Linked DNA regions of Homo sapiens: regions 1 and 3 are each linked to region 2. A link is an interaction called in ENCODE POLR2A ChIA-PET data of the cell type or tissue named here. Cell type or tissue: MCF 10A. All regions are shown on one strand.

Evidence for each region. ChIA-PET counts read pairs that join two places held together with the same protein. Peaks named below come from ENCODE experiments on the same cell type or tissue, not always from the same donor. Only the 100,000 strongest peaks of a DNase experiment are listed, where the experiment ranks them.
Region 1: POLR2A ChIA-PET joins it to region 2 with 6 read pairs; 1 of 35 experiments calls an interaction of 5 or more read pairs at or near these places.
Region 3: POLR2A ChIA-PET joins it to region 2 with 5 read pairs; 1 of 35 experiments calls an interaction of 5 or more read pairs at or near these places.

Annotation. Positions count from the first base shown.
Region 1 is chr13:40,092,064-40,096,063 of GRCh38, forward strand. All of the region lies in intron 4 of LOC124903162, which reads right to left. Among named protein-coding and RNA genes, the nearest start is that of LINC00332, 88 kb to the right of the region's middle. In MCF 10A, no CTCF peak of the experiment used is centred here; a DNase peak (open chromatin) is centred at 2,158.
Region 2 is chr13:40,234,621-40,238,620 of GRCh38, forward strand. No RefSeq gene overlaps it. Among named protein-coding and RNA genes, the nearest start is that of LINC00548, 16 kb to the left of the region's middle. In MCF 10A, no CTCF peak of the experiment used is centred here; DNase peaks (open chromatin) are centred at 761, 1,781 and 2,301.
Region 3 is chr13:40,058,939-40,062,938 of GRCh38, forward strand. No RefSeq gene overlaps it. Among named protein-coding and RNA genes, the nearest start is that of LINC00332, 120 kb to the right of the region's middle. RefSeq lists enhancers at 135-324, 1,571-1,700. In MCF 10A, no CTCF peak of the experiment used is centred here; DNase peaks (open chromatin) are centred at 53, 813, 1,553 and 2,723.

The sequences.
Region 1 (4,000 bases), 140 kb before region 2:
ATTCACTCTCATGGTCCCATAATCATCAATGTGCTGGCAACACCCAAGTCTGTGTTTCTAGCTGGGATCTTCTTCCAAGTTTCAGTATCATATATACAGAGGTCCACCTGGCTACCTACAGATTCCTCAAACTCGGTTTTTTGTTTTGTTTTGTTTTGTTTTTGAGACAGGGTCTCACTCTGTCACCCAGGCTGGAGTGCAGTGGTGGGATCTTGGCTCACTGCAACCTCTGCCTCCCAGGTTCAAGTGATTCTCCTGCCTCAGCCTCCCCAGTAGTTGAGACTACAGGTGGGTGCCACCACACCCAGCTACTTTTTGTATTTTTTGGTAGATATGGGGTGTCACCATGTTGGCCAGGCTGGTCTCAAACTCCCAACCTTAGGCGATCCACTTACCTCGGCCTCCCAAAGTGCTGGGAGTATAGGCATGAGCCACCTACCCTGCCAAACTCAGTGTTACTGATTAATCTTTACCTGTGTCTTTCCTGTATATGCTTCTTTGACATGTCTCCTATATCAGTAGATGAGTCACTGTTCATCTAGTCACCTAGCTTAGAAACCCTGGGGATGTCCTCAGTTCTTTCTTCTCCGTTACCAGCTCCTATCACATTTACCACCTAAAGTTCTCAAATACGCCCCTTCCTTTTAATCCCCGTGGCTGCTTCCCTGGGTTAGGCAGGCCATTATTACCTCTCACCTGGACTACTGTAATATTGCTCACCGGACTTCTGGCCTCTAGTCTGATCCTCCCTCCCCAAATCCATTCACTGCACTGACCCCCGAAGGAAACAAACTATCTGAATTTTAAATCTGGTCATTCCCATGTTTAGAACCCTTTAAAAATCCCCATTGGCCGATAGAATAAAAAATCAATGTGTCCTCAGCTTCACTGCTCACCATTTGCCTTCCACTGCATTTCTGGTAACAGTGAACCACTGATGGTTGTCATCATCATTGCCATCATCATCATCATCATGAGTAAATACTCAGTGAGTGTTTACTATGTACCAGGCACTATGATCATCTCTTCATAGACGTTGTATCACATGGTCCTCACAATTCCCCATCTGGTAAGTACTGTCATGATTTTCATTTGTACACAAGGAAACTGAGTCAGAAAGAGGATAAGTAAATTGCCAAAACAGCTAAAAAGGACCTGCGTGTTGTTCTAACTTTTCAGCTTTAGATCCAACTATTCACCTCCTGTGGCCCGATTTTTGAGCACTCATCCTCCCTTTGGCCTTCCAGCTTCCATACTCTTGCTTGCGCCACTTTGCCTGTCTTTCTCACCTTTGCAATTCCTACCAATGTGTCAAAGGCAGCTCAGACAGCACTTCTTATCTGCAGCCTTATCTCCCCTCCTACCCTTGGCCAGAAGTGACCTTCCAATGGTTCTTCTCTACATAAACCATTCGGAAAGTAATTAAACAGCAAACTAATTCTATAATGTCATAAAGCATTCTTTTTCATGGTCCGATCTCAAAACCAATTGTTTGCTGTTCAGGTTTGTGTGTAGTTGTGACTTTTCTCTCCAGGGAGAGTGTAAGTACTTTGCATGGTTTACACTTTTCTCCTGCAGTGCTCAATTAACAGGAGACTGGTGTTTTTTTCTTCTCTTTAAGCCCTTGACTCTTCCCAACCTTCCCATCATGATGATCTTTTTTAAATTCCAGGCTCAAAGAAGAGACTTCTTTTAATATCTCCTCTCACCCTAACACCAAATCCATAGATCCTTTGCCCATGACCTCTGACGGATCTGTTTCTCTATCTGCAGCTTTCCAGCCCTAGGCCTGACCTGCAGAGCCCACTGTTAGATCCAGTGCCACACAGAGAGGATCAAACAGGAGCGTCCAGATCAACTTCTACGTTCTCCATTTCTCCAAAAGCAGCTATGCTAGCGCTGTGGCCACGGGTTAAGCAAATCTCAAAAGTTCATGTTCCTTATGTACTTTTAGCAGCTCTATAAGGGGAGGAGCTGAGAGACAACACACTTACAGAATTCCCATAACGTTGAGAAAATCAGGAAAACCCCCTTGAACACTGTAATAGGTAAAGAACAGCTGCCTTTACTAAACCCTACTGCAAATTTTGAGCTGGAATCAAATTGCATGGAATAACTAATGCACCCTTGCAAGGTGTGATGAAACCAGCTTACTTGTGGTTTAATTTTCCATTCAATATCCTGCTCTGTTTTATGAGCCATATAACCTTGTGATGCAATTATGGCTAACGTACAGACTCAGGCAGGAGGCAGGAACCCGTGAGCTGGTTACAAAAGACCGTGACATGGATGGATCACTGATGTGGAAAAGTCAGGGGGCATGGACTCAGGTGGCAGAAGTAGCTGGAGAGAGGTTTTGGATGAAGACTTTGGTGACAGAAAGTGTAGCATTCGAAAATAAATGCTATAATATGAATAAATGAGTCCTGGCTGATATTTAAAAGTGACCAATAGAAGGGGTAATTTTCTCACCAAAACTTCATATTATCTCTTCATGGTAACAGGAACATAGATATCACAGGCCACCCTATTACCTCCTTTACAGATGATCTCTTTTCGTAGTGTCACCCTGGCAGGAAAGATTTGACAGAAGCCATATAGTTAAATAATAATTTTACTAACTACTCTTCAGGGGCTAGGTGCTATCTGAAGTGCTTTATAATATTAACTCACTTAAGCCTCTTGACAACCCCATGATACAGCTATTATTATCTTCCCCATATAAATGAAGAAACTGAAGCCAAGAGGATTTAAGTCTCTAGCTAAAGGCCACATGGTAACAAAATAGCAGTGGCTGGATTTGGACTCTGACAGTCAGACACCAAACCCCATAGCATCCTCCTCTGGTGTCTGACCATGTCTTTGTATAATATAGCGCCTTCTAGTTTTCAAGCACTGTTGTAAGTGGGTTTTTGTTTTGTTATTTATTTATTTATTTATTTATTTATTTATTTTGAGATGGAGTTTCGCTCTTTTTGCCCAGGCTGGAGTGCAATGGCATGATCTCAGCTCACTGCAACCTCTACCTCCTGGTTTCAAGTGATTCTCCTGCCTCAGCCTCCCGAGTAGGTGGGATTATAGGCACCTGCCACCACATTCGGCTAATTTTGTATTTTTAGTAGAGACAGGATTTTGCCATGTTGGCCAGGCTAGTCTCGAACTCCTGACCTCAGGTAACCCAGCTGCCTTGGCCTCCCAAAGTGCTGGGATTACAGGCGTGAGCCACTGTGCCCGGCCATGTAAGTGTTTTACATATACTAACTAAATCCTCACTACCACTCTATGGAATAAGGACTATTATGGTCTTCATAGCTTGGATGAGGAAACTGAGGCACAGAGAGATTATGAGACTTACCCAAGGACACCTTCCTCATGAGAAGCAGGGACTGGATGGAAAGGCAGGTGCTCTGGTCCCGAGGCCGTGCTCTCAAGCACTGGTTGTAGGACCCACTCACTGGAGAGGAGAGGCATAAGAAGGGCTACCTCACTTAGCTGCCCAGAGGTAGTGGGTGTAAGGCATTAGCACTGAGTGTGGAATGGGGGTGTCCCACCCAGCACATGTCCCCAGACCCATCTGAAGGCTTCCACATCCCCTTGGTTCTCTCTCTCCCTCATTTCTGGTGCAAGGCATCCAGGCCCTCTCCTCTGGCCACAGTCCTTCTCAGAGCAGACCAGGTGGCCGCACTCTGGCTCCCTGGGGCCAGGTTTTTTGGCCCCCATGTCTCATGCAAGCTGAGCTATTATCGCATGGCTACAAGACGTGGTTTTCCTAGAAAGGGACTCAGTGGGGCTGAAGTCCTTGTGTGTTCTAATCCCTTCTGTGGCACTTTGTCTGCAGGGGCCGAGCGATCAGCCTGGCTTGTTCTCGTGCCTGTCCAGATGCCTTTCACATTGTCTGTTTGTTAACCTGCATTTTTGGCTTTGCACCTCAGACTCTGTTTACTTGTCTGCCTGCTTGTTCTCAGTTAATAAATTGGAATTGATTTGGCGACTTCACAAA
Region 2 (4,000 bases):
GTCTCCCTCTGTCACCCAGGCTGGAGTGCGGTGGCTCACTGCAAGCTCCACCTCCCGGGTTCACGCCATTCTCCTGCCTCAGCCTCCCAAGTAGCTGGGACTACAGGAACCCACCACCATACCCGGCTAATTTTTTTGTATTTTTAGTAGAGATGGAGTTTCACCATGTTAGCCAGGATAGTCTGGATCTCCTGACCTTGTGATCCGCCCACCTCAACCTCCCAGAGTGCTGGGATTACAGGTGTGAGCCACCGCGCCCGGCCTCAGGGATGCTTTTTAAAGTCAAGTCTCTGGGCAGAAGGAAAAAGGCTGGGTTCAGTACAAAATGCTCTACCAATGCTGAAATGTCAATAAAGCACTAGATGGGGGTGAGGCATATATAGGCCCATTCCCTAAAGACCAGGCTCACAGACTCAGAAAAGATGGGAAGAAACCTCAGAGATGATCCATTCACATGGTTCTCAAGTCTGGCTGCATATGAGAACCACCAGGAGAGTTTTCTAAGCAAGTTAATCCAACTCCCATTCCAGAGGTAGAACTGCAGGCATGGGATCCTGGCATAATCATTTTCTTAGTTCCCCAGATTATGCAGTTCTGGCCCTTAGGGGCTCTCGAGTGTGGCAGAAATGAGACTGAAACCCTAGCTCCCTCCTCCAGGGTGACCCAAACTTGACTAAACCCATGAATCACCAGAGGCGATTCTGTAAACATGCGGATTAAAAATCAGAAGGTCTGGGGTGGGCCTGAGATTCTGCATTTCTAAATGACTTCCAGGTGAAGCGGATGTTGCTGCCGGCCCTCAGACCACACTTCGAGGTATCAGGTCCTGGCATCTAGTCCTATAAATAGATGAGTCACATGCCTATTGGCCTTCAGTCTTTCTAACATCAAGACTAGAGAGCCAATGTGGCAGAGAGGTTAGATGGGGAGGAGCCATGTTTTTCACCCTGATTTTGGAACTTAATTGCTGTGCAATCTTGAGCAAGTCACTTAACCTCTCTGATCTTTAATTTCCTCAGATGTTAAAATAGAGAAAAAACTAATACATACACAAAGTTGTAAGGCTGATCAGATGAGATGTGAAGTTGTTCTATAAACTGTAAAATACTACAAAGTTTAAGAGTTTATTATAAAATTGGCCTTTGAAAGATACCATTTTAGCCTTTAAAATGTTGGTCATTTATATGTGCACACTTTTTGTAGTCCTGTATTTCTCCTAGTGGTAGCACATGTATGTGGACACACATGCAATAGATGAGTTTTATCTCCTAAAAGGTTTAAACTCTGGTGTGTGTGTGTGTGTGTGTGTGTGTGTGTGTGTGTGTGTGTTCTTATACCATTGCCTGGAGTGTAAGGACTTGCAAGGAAATTCTCTTTGACCAGGAGGATTCAAGAATGCAGAGCAAATGTCCAGGAGTCGCAGCCAAATTGGTAGCTTTTCTTGCTCCTTTCCACTGCATTAGCATGCCCCTAGCCAAAACAAGATGGCACCATGCCCCGGCCAACTTGATCTCAATGTTCTCCACAGCTGTGTGTCCCCACTGGGGTGAGTATTGGAGCAATGTCTCATGTCTAGTCTAGCCAGGAAGATTGTCACTTTGGACCCTAACCCTTTCTGAGGTTTGAGCCTCCAATTCACTCATGTCTGGCCAGCACGAGTCATGCCATCCATGTATCCTCACTCCCAAAAGAAATGACACCCTTGGCAAATTCTTGAACTACGTTTTGGAAGCCGCCGCTGAGGTTGCGCAAACACATTTGGCACAGGCTTCAGGGACCAAGCAGTTCTCTGGGTTGAATCGCAGAAACAAAATGTACTTGTCCTGCTTCCGAGATGGTGTCTGAGGACTTGGCTCCCTCGGCCGAGGAACTGCCTCCTCGCTGATGTCATCCTGCCACGGAAAGGCAAACATCTCTGGGTTCAGCAGTTCAGAACCAGAAGTGAGAAAAGTTGGGGATCCAAAGGGCATCCACCCAGGCTTAACTCCATCGGGACAACGTAGAGAGACATGCACTCAATTCTTAACAACTAAATCATCTTAAAATAAAATGTATTGAAGCAGTTTGTGAGGAGGAATCATGCTGCTGAAATGCCCTCGGGCAAGGATTACTGGTCGTGATGCTACCTCCATCCAGTGGGGTTTTGTGGGGCTCCACGTGCTGCCACATGCACCCCATAGGAGCACAAGTTCCCAGAGGCCCAGGAGAATATTCAACATCCAACCCTAAGGAAGAAATAATTTCCATGTAGCACTCGTGCCTCACATTCATGTCACTGCGTAATATCTCAGACATCCAGTGACTGCACTTTCCTGGCCAAATTGAGGCGGGTGCTTCTGGAGTCTGGTACATTTCTCAACTCCAGGTTATTTCTCAGCACACAAAGTACCAGGGCTGCTTCAGTCTCCTCAGAGGAGCCATTCTCGAGATGGAGTTTCTTTTTTGTTTTATTTTACTTTAAGTTCTGGGATACATGTGCCGAACGTGCAGGTTTGTTATATAGGTATACGTGTGCCATGGTGGTTTGCTGCACCTATCAACCCAAGACGGAGCTTCTTTTACCCAGAAAAAAAAAATGAATCCTCTTTCCCATATTCATAATTTTCAAATGTAAAATCTGAAATTTTTCTTACCAGATCAGAACTCCCTAATGCCCAATGCTGCAGACCACAGAGCCACTCAGCTTTGTGACCAGAATAAAAGCCTTCATGAAATCATGAAATTTGTTCTGGTGGTCACAAGAGTCAGACATGCACATCATGCAGAGATTTGTATGATGAAGTCTTAGGAAGACAGTGGAAGGTGTGGACCTTCCTTAAAGAGTGATCAATCTTCTGGGGCCTCATCCTTGGCTGTCCACTGGAATCCCTTGGAAACTATTTCACAGCTCGAATGCCTCGGCCGTCCACCAAACTATGCGAATGGAACTTCTGAAGAGGAAGCATAAGTATTTGTGAAAGTCCCCTCCATTGATTCTAATGGATATCAGGGATTGAGAAAGCACTCTCTCATCCAATTCTCTGTTTTCCTAGATGAGAAAATTTTGTCCCAAAGAATTCAAGTACTTTACTTAAGGTCACACTGATCACTAGGGGCAGAGCTAGGACTGGAGCCTAGATATCCCAATTGCTGGGCCAAGTTTTTTCACTCCAGGTAAGCAGAACAGTAATTTTGTAGATGTGCAGCCAGGGAAACCATTTCACAAATGGTTGAGGTGAGGCTGCTGGAACCAGACTCCCAGGGCTTGCTTGTTGAAAGAATTACTTGATGGATTGATCAGAATTCTAGTTCTGCCACCCTATTGTGGGGACGCGGCAAACCACTGAACCTTGCAAAACTTCATGTTCTTATTAATAAAATGGGGGTGGGTGGTGTTTAGGATGGGGAGGGGTAATAATAATACCTTCCTCCTCGTATTGTGAGCTTTTAATGAAATAATATCCATAAAATGCTTAGAAGAGTGCTAGGCACATAACAAATGCTCAATAATGTGGCCTCTCATTAATATTAGTATACAGATGCACTGGTACTAGTTCTGAGGGTTTATGGCATTAATGTCTGAAGCCAGAAGCACGTCATGTGTTGGAGAGAGGAATGGGGATTGGCCTTGTAGGACACTCAGCAGTACATAGGCATGGACTAAGACTCCACAGTCCACGAAAACTTGGCCTTTCTTGACTTCCAAGATGATTTACTGTTCAAATTCCAATCACATTGCTTGGAACGAGGGTCTCCATCCTCCTTCCACTTGGGGCTGTCTAAATACATGCAGTCTCTGTGGTCTAACAGAGAGGAGTTGAAGATGCAAACTTGACCCTTCATCCCTCCAGACAAAACTGAATAGATGAGGGGTGTTTCCCAACCCAGGTACCCAAGTCAGATCCCAAGCTGTAACACAAGAAAAAATAACTGGGCCTAGAAAATTCCTTCCCCAAACCTCCTCCTGATTTCAGTATTTATATGATTTACCCCATCATTTATTGCTCAACTTGATTTAAAA
Region 3 (4,000 bases), 180 kb before region 2:
GCACGTGGCAAAGCATCCTGTGAACAGGCAGCAGCCATTTAGTTCTAATAGCATTACCATTCTGGGCCTCTGTAGTCAGTGTTGCCAGATTTTAGAATTTTTAGAAGTTAGAAATCTAGATGTTTATGTGAAATTTCCTGGTTTTTGAAACAGTACATTTTGTACATTACACAACAGCACATTTTGTACATTATACAAAACATGACTAAAACCGAGATCCGACCTTGGGCCATCAGTTGCAACTCCTACATGAAACTGTAATCTATGATGCCTCTGAATACAAGGTAGTCAGAAAATGAAAGGAGTTCTATGTTCAGAATAGTCAGAGAAAACTCTAATTTTAAATACATTCACGTATCATTCCTGAAAATATTCTGACACATGCTGGAACACATGTCCCAAGTTTTAATCTGGAAAAGATAGCTTTGATACCTCCAGTTACCATTTTGAACCTCTTTAGAAGTTAATAGTAGTCCCACAAGGCCAAGAAAGAAAGAAGAAACAAGCCTAAATACGAAAAGGTGGAAAGCAGGTTTGAGCTAGACAGTATGTTTATTTTAGAGAATAAGGAACGTTAAAACTGTTTGAAACTTTCCAACTCTCCGTGTATTTCTTTTTCTTTCACTTGCTCATGTATTTCAAATATTAAATGCTTTTCCTCTGTTATTAAGAAAGTGTGTTTGAGTCATACTCAGAGGTCTAACCCATGATGATGACACCACATTCATTAGACAACTTCTATTCCTTTCTAAAAGTTTCGATCCAATATTAGCAGAACCTGAAAGCCTTCCAACTCACTAACCAACAGATGGCATGACCAACTTTCCCAAGAGACACGCAGCAGCACACAGGTACACACCTTCCCAGTGAGAGAATGCAAGGTTCAGCTCAGGTGTTAGACACTCAGAGAACACTTAATCAAACAACAAAACGGGTGGCAGCAGGGAGAAGAGGAAAGGTTCATTCCCTCTTCAGCTCCCACCCCCGGTTAGAAGTCCAGGGCATTTAAGGTCTACCACATTTCCATGTAGGGGTGGAAACATTATCTTTCCCTTGAAAGAAACATAGCCTTTGAACAGGAAATGGAGGGTCATCAGTTCGGGTTGGAACACACATAGAATAATAATGACACTACCTTTGCTGGTGTCAAATGTAAATTTGTTCAATAGTCCAGTGGAACAGTAACAAGGCACTTCTTCAGATGCCACCTGCTATTGAGTGTAGAAAATAACAACAAAAAAAATACCCTGTCGACTCACCCAAGTCAGATAATTACACGGACTGCAAAACATTCAGGCACGGAGCTCTGGAAACCTTTTAGGGGGTCCTTTATCATGCCCTGCCTTTTCCAGAATGAGACTAATTTGCTCCTATTTCAGCCAGCTCCAGCAAAGAGAGCGGGTAAAGGAGAGAAAAGAGAATGAATTGTCAGCATTATTGAAAAGATTCATGGTTAGTCACACTCACTCCAGGCAAGTTCCTTGCCAGACACCACACCACTCATTAGCAGACCTGAGAACTGGCGTGCCTCCCACAGCTGAGCAACAGCCTTGGGCCTGGCAGGTCCCCAGGGACCCACAAAGCCCTATGTTCTCCCACACCCTGCAATGAGAAAGACCAGTTTGGGCAGGCCTGGGTGCAATTGGCTCCCCAGATGCTAAGTAAATCTGTTCTATGCCCTGTGCTGCTTCAAATATAATTATTCAGGTGCTCAGCTGGTGTGGAAATCAAGGTAGCATCTCTTCAGGGTACACTGATGCAGTTACCTGATGGGGCTGCCATTTTCTCCCCAGGTTCCCTTCGGAAGACCCAAGAGATGGTCGTGTCTACAGTTTGTCAGCCTGTATGTCCTCATTTCCAGCTACAGCTGTGAGCTGCTGATCTTCCTGGAGCTGGAAACATTTATTTCCCTTGTGTAATACCAGCAATTTTAACTTAGATTTACAGTGCTTACCACTGAACCATTTGGGGCATTAAAGACTAATTCAATTCATTTGCAAGAGACAGGGTGGGCTGTAGGAATCATTGATGTCAATATCCACAGCAATGGGGAAACTGAGTCTGGGAGGCAAAAGGACTTGCTCAAAAGTGTAGAACAAAGAAGAGAAGCCAGGTCTTTGCTTTTCTATTCAGTCTCATCCCATTTCTTGGAGCTACTATCTCACAGAAAAAAAAAATACCATTTCTAGTTAGGACAGCAAACCGGTTACTCTTTACTGTATGAAAACACCATTCTCAGAATCACAACTCCCTAAAGTTCAGTCAAAACTTCCCAAAAAAAGCTGGCTTCTGTTAGAATGAGCTGCGCCCTCCACTGGGATCTGAAAGCAAAGGACAAGGACTAAGTCTTTGTAAACAATCACAACAGACACTGACCATGGTGAACATCATCCCATACGTCAGAGTAACATGCCCTCACATGGGTTCTGATGGAGAAGAACAGCTCCCCCATGCTGAGCTCTGCCATCCCTAGCATCAAAAGTACCATATAGCTGGATGCCAAAGCTGGTACTATTTGGTACATACTGATATGCATATTAGCTTGGATTTATGACACCTAGAAAAAGTGATCCTGGCCCTAAAATAAAATTCAAGTCCAAGAACGATCATTAACAATGTAAGTATGACTCAAAGCACTCAGACTACATGTCTTCACTTGGACTACATGTCTTCAGGTTGAAGACGCTTCACCCTGGCTTTGCAACAGAGTCACCATGATGACCCAGGCAAGTGTGGGATGTGTGGTAAGGGCTTGGGAAAATTCCTGTGGGTTTTTAGAGTTTTCATAATTCCCTGAAAGGCTGCTAGACCCAACTGCTTCTAAAGGAAGCATGTGGGCAAACTCAGAGATATGGGTGAAGGACATTCTGTGTCAATGGACACCGAGTACTGGGCCAAGAGGCCCCTGCTTATCTGTGTTCGTAGTTGGTCTACAAAAGAGTCACAGCTTCCCTCTTCCTCCTTAGCAGGGGGAAGTGGGCCTGAGGGAATGTGGATCAGCCCAGCCAGTGCCTGTTAACAAGGTGGCCTGAGGAGTGGGTACTGCCCCCTTGTCTTGTATCAGTCCTCCAGTCTCTGCCATTGGTTGTGCTCCTGAGTGAAAAGAGGCAGAGCCTAGGACAGGAGATAAAGTTAAAGGAACTCTTCACTCGATCCTAGAAGGATTTTGCTTATGAGTTGCTCAGATCTCCTACAGCCTCCCCCACCCTCACGGGTGCTAGGCTGGTAGTCAGTATTACTACTCTTGACCATGGCACCCAGCTTAACTCTATCATTGGCACTGCAAATATGCCCTGGACTACCTCCGGAAGTGTCTTGGGTGCATGCCAAGAAAACATCCCTCACCTTCTCACCTCCTATTTTTGCATTATTTGCTTTCAGAAGGGAAGTGATAAAAATGGATAATAGCCACTAATTTTTGAACAATTTTTCCAGGTACCACTCTAAGTGCTTTAAGTGTGTTGATTCTGTTAGTCCTCTCCACAACCCCATGAGGAAATAGTCTCCTCATTTGCACATGAGGGAACTGAAACACAGGGAATTAGGTAACCTACAGTAGCCGTGCAGCTAGGAAGTGGCAGAGCTGAGATTTGAACCCAGAGCCCCATGTGTCCAGCCACTATACTGGTTAAGAAATGATGATATGATTCCGTGTAGACACAGGTTCTGTGTATCCAATGTACTTGAGAGTATTGGGGAGCATTTCTCCCTCTTCAGTGACATGAGGACACATCTATAAAGGCAAAGGCAATTTGAGAAAATAAGGCCAAGGGCATAAAGGTCAAGAAGAAGGGCTTTGTGATCAGTTGGCTTAAGTCCTATCTTGTCACTTACTAGCGATATGACCCTGGGCAGGCTGCTCAGTCTCCTGCAGCCTCATTTTTCTCATCTCTAAAATGGGGTTAATAGGACGCTTAGCTCACAGGATTCTTGAGAGACCAACAGGAATGGATCCATGAAAACAGCAGCTGGCCAACAGTAAATGCCGAGTAAATGGTGG